2 separate regions of the Homo sapiens genome follow, and region 2 is linked to region 1. A link is a contact called in ENCODE Hi-C or POLR2A ChIA-PET data. All regions are on one chromosome and are shown on one strand. Each heading gives the region's core, a stretch centred on a gene start or an enhancer-like site at or near the end of the contact. The rest is flanking DNA. Distances are from core to core; before and after follow the strand shown. Region 1 has its middle 29 kb from the start of PRKCA. Region 2 overlaps PRKCA (protein kinase C alpha).

Region 1 (3,308 bases), core at 693-3,192:
TTGGCTCACTGCAACTTCTGCCTCCCAGGCTCGAGCAAGCCTCCCACCTCAGCCTCCCCAGTAGCTGGGATTACAGGCATGCACCACCATGTCAGGCTAATTTTTGTATTTTTGGTAGAGATGGGGTCTCACTATGCTGGAGTTGGAGAACTCCTAGGCTTAAGCAATCCTGCCTTGGCCTCCCAAAGTGTTGGGATTACAGGCGTGAGCCACCATGCCAGGTGAGGTCTAGAATTTGAGGCCAGCCTGGGCAACATAGTGAGACCCTGCCTCTACAAAACACTTTAAAAATAATTAGCTGGGCATGGTTGCCTATGCCTGTAATACTAACTACTCAGGAGGCTGAGGTAGGAGGATTGTCAGAGCCCAGGAAGTCCAGGCTGCAGCCGGATGATGGAGCAAGACTCTGTCTCTAAAAAATTTTTGTAAATAGGCCAGGCGCAGTTGCTCACGCCTGTAATCCCAGCACTTTGGGAGGCCGAGACGGGCAGATCACGAGGTCAGGAGATCAAGACCATCCTGGCTAATGCAGTGAAACCCCGTCTCTACTAAAAATACAAAAAATTAGCCAGGCGCGGTGACGGGCACCTGTAGTCCCAGCTGCTTGGGAGGCTGAGGCAGGAGAATGGCGTGAACCCGGGAGGCAGAGCTTGCAATGAGCCGAGATCGCGTCACTGCACTCCAGCCTGGGTGACAGAGCAAGACTCCGTCTCAAAAAAAAAAAAAAAAATTGTAAATAATAATGATTTAAAAAAACATTCAGGCTCTTTCTGATACTTATGCATGGTCTAATGAATTCCCTTTCTTCTTGTTTGTGCAATGGCTGTCTCTAACACAAGGTTTAGACTTTTGAATACTTTTTTTTTTTTTGCACAGATACCGTTTCTTTTTCTTGTTTAGACACAGGATCTTGCTCTGTCACTGTCACCTAGGCTGGAGTGTGTAGCTATCACAGCTCACTGCATCCTCCAACTTCTGGGCACAAGGGATCCTGCCACCTCAGCCTCTTGAGTAGCTGGGACTACAGTTATGTACCACCCAGGCCCAGCTACACTTTTTAAAGAGATGGGGGTCTTGGTACATTGTCCAGCTGGTCTAGAACTCCTGGACTCAAGCAGTCCTTCTGCCTTGGCCTCTCAAGGTGCTGGGGTTGCAGGCATGAGCCACTGTGCCCAGCTTTTTGTTGTTGTTGTTTTGTTTTCGTTTTGTTTTGAGAGACAGGCTCTATCTCTGTCTCCCAGGCTAGAGTGCAGTGGCATAATCATAGCTCACTATAGCCTTGAATTACTGGGCTCAAGCAACCCTCCTGTCTTAACCTCCAGTGTAGCTAGGAATTTAGGTGTGTGGCACAACACCTGGCTGATTTTTAATTTTTTTATATAAATGGAGTCTCACTATGTTGGCCAGGCTGGTCTCAAACTCCTGGCCTCAAGCAATCCCCCTGCCTTGGCCTCCCAAGGTGCTGGGATTACAACCTTGATCCACCATGCCTGACCAGCACAGATAATTATTAATGATTGTTTCATACTCCAGATGTCAGCTTGCTTTGCAAAAATGTAGCAGTATCTATTATGTTCTTTGTAAAGATACGAGTAATAAAAGCTCACACTGCAAAATTTTCACAAATGTAATTTCATTTATTCTTCACCAAAGCCTTATTTTGTGGATCAGAACATTGAGGTTCACTGCCATCATGACTGATTTTCTAATTGTTATGATATCCTTCTGGAAAGGTGGGGTTTTTTTTTGCTGTTATCGTACATCTCAAGGGCCTTTAATGGGATGAGTGACTCACTGTAAAGTTTGTAAGTTGGGTGACTTTATCACTGACATCCCTCAGGAACAGCCACAAGAAGTAAATGGGGGTGGATTTTTAGTGTTTGCCACTGACACATTCTTAGTTTTAGCCAAAAAAAAAAAAAAAAGAAAAAGAAAAAAAGAAAAAGCTAAAGCAACTCATTACACAAGAATGCCGCCCCGTCTTGGACTCTCCTCTTCAACAAGGATGATTCCTGCCCTGTAAAATTACATTGTAAGAAACGTGTCAAAGATGAAAAAATTTGGAAGCATGTTCAATCAATAAGATTGCTGGAAAGCAAATGGAAATTACATTCTATCCAGGGAAAAGGAGAGCCAGCCACCTGCCAGAAATGGAAAGTTCACAGGACTGAAAAATAGCATCTGGCTTCCTTTGCAGTAGAATGTGGAGCCAAAAAGATACTTTCACTTAAAGGCAGTTAGGAAATTACCAGTTTGCTGTGAAGAGCACTGACCAGAGGGTGGGGAGAGGTGACAGAGGACAGCCACTGGAATCGGAGGAACCTGGCTGCTGATCTGGGCTCCTTCACTTCTGGGATAACCCCAGGCAAATTATCAACCTCTCCGGGCTGTTGTGGGAATTAAACAGAATAATGCATACAGGGCCCCTGTTAGCATCATATGCATCTAACATGCTAGTCCTCTTCCTCCACCCGTTGGGATCACCTTGTGACTTTCACCTTTTTTTGGTTGCTGTTGTTATTTGGTTTTTCTTAGTTTACATCAGACACCTTGTGCAGTGGGCGCCATCTCCCTTTATGGAAGGTGAAGAGGCCTCATGCTTCTTGCCTCTGACACGTGAAGAACAGGAACACGAACAGGCCTGAACTCTTATGCACTTTCATATCTTTTTGTTTTTTTTTTTTTTTTTTTTTTTTTTGAGGCAGGTTCTCACTCCGTCATCCAGGCTGGAGTACAGTGGCACAAACTCGGCTCACTGCAACCTCCGCCTCCTGGGTGCAAGCAATTCTCCTGCCTCAGCCTCCTGAGTAGCTGGGATTATAGGTGCCTACCACCATGCCTGGTTAATTTTTTTGTATTTTTATTAGAGACGGGGTTTCACCATGTTGGCCAGGCTGGTCTCGAACTCCTGACTTCAAGTGATCTGCCTCCCTTGGCCTCCCAAAGTGCTGGGTTTACAGGCATGAGCCACCGTGCCTGGCCGAACTTTCATATCTTCATTTGGATTGCCTGAAAGCAGAACAACAGGCAAGGGCATGGGTGTCGGGAGTTTATTTTGGGAGTCATCCTAGGGAGCAAGGCTGTAGGAGTGAGGAAAGTGAGATGTAAAAGGAGGTGGCAACAATGAAGGCTGTCTTGCTGAGCTTCTCAGTGTGGACACTGGAGCTCCATCCATCCTGTTGGGGACCATCTGATGAACAATATAGAATGAATCTCACAGTTACTCTTAACGGAAGCCTAGAGCAATTTCACTCCTGGTCATGTACCCAAGAGAAATGAAAACATATGTCCACACAAAAACTTGTATA
Region 2 (3,342 bases), core at 89-2,588, 230 kb before region 1:
TGGGAAACACAGCGCCAGGGGAAGCCTATTAAGTGTGTGTACACTGAGGTGTTCCTTCTTGGAAAACTGCCACTCCCTTGTAAAAAACCTGCACTACCCTCCCAAGCTAATGTGGGGCAGACCTTAGGACTCCCTGGCCAGCAGCCACAGCTAACAGCCAGTGAGGCCGCTGTGAGTGACTCTGTACCAACCTTGGAAGATGATAAGCAAGAGAGTGCATAATCACATTAAAAAACAAAAACAACAACAACTGGAGTACCACGGGGTGGCAATATGAAAGACAGTTCATAGAGGAGAAACAGTCCAGAGTCAGTAAGACCAACTCACAGCACACAACAAGGCCTTCACAAAGACAGTGGCTATGGAGATGGAGAGGAAAGAGAGTTGAAAGCAGAACTCGTAGCACTTGGAAACCTATTAGGTGCGTGAAACAAAAAAAAGATGGAGACAACCAAGAAAATCCTGAGACTTCTGGCTTGGGATCCTGTGTGCAGAGGACAGCTGGGTGTTACACCATGATCAATCAGGGTGACATAAGCAATGGCTTGCAGGGTGGAAGAGATGCACGGAGAATAGGCAAGAGTGCTGGAATGCTGAGGACAGTGATGTACGTGGGTGGCATGACATCCCCAACATCAGGAGCAGAGTGCTCTTTCCACACAAAGATGGTCACTGGGAAACCTTCACCCAGTCAGAACCACGGCAACGCCCAACGGCAGTGTTATCTTCGTGGCCATGACATTCTTCTTAAAACCTGACTTTTCCCCTTGGTTTATCATTCTCAAAACAAATATGTTTTGGAATGTGCTAGATTATAAGAATAAATAGAACAGACTGAATTACTAACAAAATAATTAGAATGGACCTTCCCACTGTCCATGTGACTCTTGCTAGTACAAGCCTCTACGTTTGAGGGTGCTGGATCCCAGCTTCTGGTACAACATAATAGAGGCGACTGTGAGGGGGGGTGCTCCCCACTTGCTGTTTTCTCTTAGCCACCATCAGAGGCTGAAACAGTGAGTGGGTTCATTTGATTGTTATGATTGGTTCTGGCTCATGATCCCTTTGTAAATAAATAAAATAACACAGTTATAATGACAGCTAGAATACCCACAGTAAACCAACCTTCTTTTCTTAGATCCTGGGAAATCTACTTCTCTGTCCACAGACCCTTCCTAAATCTCCTGCTGGAAATGTATTAAGCAGCAAAAACAGAAAACAAAGCCAAGGTGAGGAAGGTACCAGCTAACTGAATGGGACTCGGCTTAGAAGTTTAGAAGTTCAGCTTCTAAAAAACATGACTCATCAGAATCCAGGAATAAGCCCCAGCATGAGCCAAAAAGCTCTCTGGGCTGGCTTTCAGCTTAGGGTGTAGACACTTGAAACGGATCTTTCCAGAAACCCAATGTCCTGAAAAGTCCCACTCTGTACCCTCTTCAGAAGGACCTAAACCAAGTCTCCAAACTGCTGCCAGCTCCCACCCGGTCCCATCAGCCCTACATGCTCCTGTCTTTACTAGTTCACGTTGCTAATCTGCCTTGTGAAGGTTTTTACTGTTAATGTCTCAGGATTGTATGATTCCAAATTTCTTTTACCATTTTAAGATTTCTCATAGTCACAATGACCCCAGACTCCACCCACAAAAATGGAACCTTCACTGACAGAAAACTGCCCCTAAGTTAGCTTTGCTGTTCAGTCACGTGGTACTGTGGAAAAAGAACAGGTTTGGAAGTTGAGAGGTCCAGTTCAAAGCTTAGTGCTCCACTTACTACTGCACTCGGGAGAATCACTTAACTACCTCAAGCCTCAATTTGCACATCTGTACAATGGGAACAATAATGCATACCTAGTGCATTTATGTATGTTATCCGCTGAAGTGACTATTTGAATAGTAATATTTATTCATATACATGACTTCCCACTAAGGATAAGTTGTTTGAAGACAAGAACTGTGTTTTTTAACCTTTGCCTCCCATAATACCTCACACACAATAAATGCTCAAGAAACATTTAATGTTTACATACAATGAATAAATGCAAGAAAAACACCAGACACATAAGAGACGCTAAATACATGGTATCACAAAGATGTCACATCCTGTGCCGTGGATCTTCCAACTCTGGGCTTCCGAGAATTTGCACTCCTACAGCAGGCTCTCCAGACACCATTTCCAACAACAGTTCTCAGGGTCAGGTAATTTGGCTGTTTGTACATCACGAAATGTCTAGTATCACTGAGTCACTTGGATCGGTCAGAAAAAATAAACAAGGAATCCATCATACCAATTGTTGATCCCAACCAGTCAAAAGCTATTGCCTCACCCACTACTTCTTAAACTAAATTCCAAATAGTGAAGACTACACTTTGAAACAGTTACTGGGAAAAACAGAAAAGCCCATCAGGTGTGTTCCCCCACACCCCCAGCATCAGCCGTAATAATGATGCTGATGAGACGGCTACTCTTGGGTATTAAGGGAGTTCAGTAAAAGTCTCACGCACAGCTGTAAATATTCAAGTAATTCAAGACCGGATAAATACGACTGGTGATCAAGTTAGGTTATCAGACCTTCACCAACTCATTCTCTTTGGTTCAACGAATACTTTTTGAGTATCTAATTTGTGCCAGGCCCTGTATCAGGCACTCGGCTTTCAAAGAGAAAACACACAGGACCCTCTCACAAAGAATTCACTGTGTAAATATGATCATTAAGTAATATGACCTTTTTTTTTAATTTAAGAAATAGGGTCTCGCTATGTTGCCTAGGCCAGATCCCAAGTAAATAATTTTTTTTTTTTTTAGACGGGGTCTCACCGTGTCGCCCAGACTGCAATGCAGTGGCACGATGTCGGCTCACTGCAACCTCCGCCTCCAGGGTTTGAGCAATTCTCCTGCCTCAGCCTCCCAAGTAACCGGGAGAACAGGCACACACCACCATGCCTGGCTAAATTTTGTAATTTTAGTAGAGATGGAGTTTCACCATGTTGGCCAGGCTGGTCTCAAACCCCTGACCTCAGGTGATCCACCTGCCTTGACCTCCCAAAGTGCTGGGATTATAGGCATGAGCCACAGCGCCTGGCCTCCAAGTAAATAATTTTTAAAAAACCAAACATGCCCCAGGTGAAGCTGCTCACGCCTGTCTCCCCAGCTACGCAGGAGGATCACTTATGTCCAGGAGTTCAAGTCCAGCCTGGGCAACATAGCAAGTCTCACCTCTAAAATTCAAAATAAGTAAATAAATAAATAAGCATATTAAATAAAAGTGCCCCGGAGACATTATACAATGATTCAAACACACTCTCTATGGTTAATACACAAAGATCTGTTCCCAGACTTGATGTCA

Evidence for each region. Hi-C counts contacts between places; a loop is a spot of excess contacts on that map. ChIA-PET counts read pairs that join two places held with the same protein, here RNA polymerase II (POLR2A). Pooled maps may share reads with other maps.
Region 2: a map of PC-3 shows a loop between it and region 1 (3-fold over the local background). The contact joins two enhancer-like sites. A Hi-C loop is called at or near these places in 1 of 168 maps with a recorded cell type or tissue (PC-3) and 1 of 50 pooled maps. POLR2A ChIA-PET finds 5 or more read pairs at or near these places in 1 of 52 experiments (IMR-90).

The regions. Positions count from the first base shown.
Region 1 is chr17:66,271,810-66,275,117 of GRCh38, reverse strand. No RefSeq gene overlaps it. Among named protein-coding and RNA genes, the nearest start is that of PRKCA, 29 kb to the left of the region's middle. Within about 2 kb of position 1,942, at least 5 of the 41 ENCODE cell types and tissues checked have a DNase peak (open chromatin) inside an H3K27ac peak, as active enhancers do; they include PC-3, where a contact is called at or near this core.
Region 2 is chr17:66,505,752-66,509,093 of GRCh38, reverse strand. All of the region lies in intron 3 of PRKCA (protein kinase C alpha), which reads right to left. Among named protein-coding and RNA genes, the nearest start is that of PRKCA-AS1, 91 kb to the right of the region's middle. RefSeq lists an enhancer at 1,549-1,843. Within about 2 kb of position 1,338, at least 16 of the 41 ENCODE cell types and tissues checked have a DNase peak (open chromatin) inside an H3K27ac peak, as active enhancers do; they include PC-3, where a contact is called at or near this core.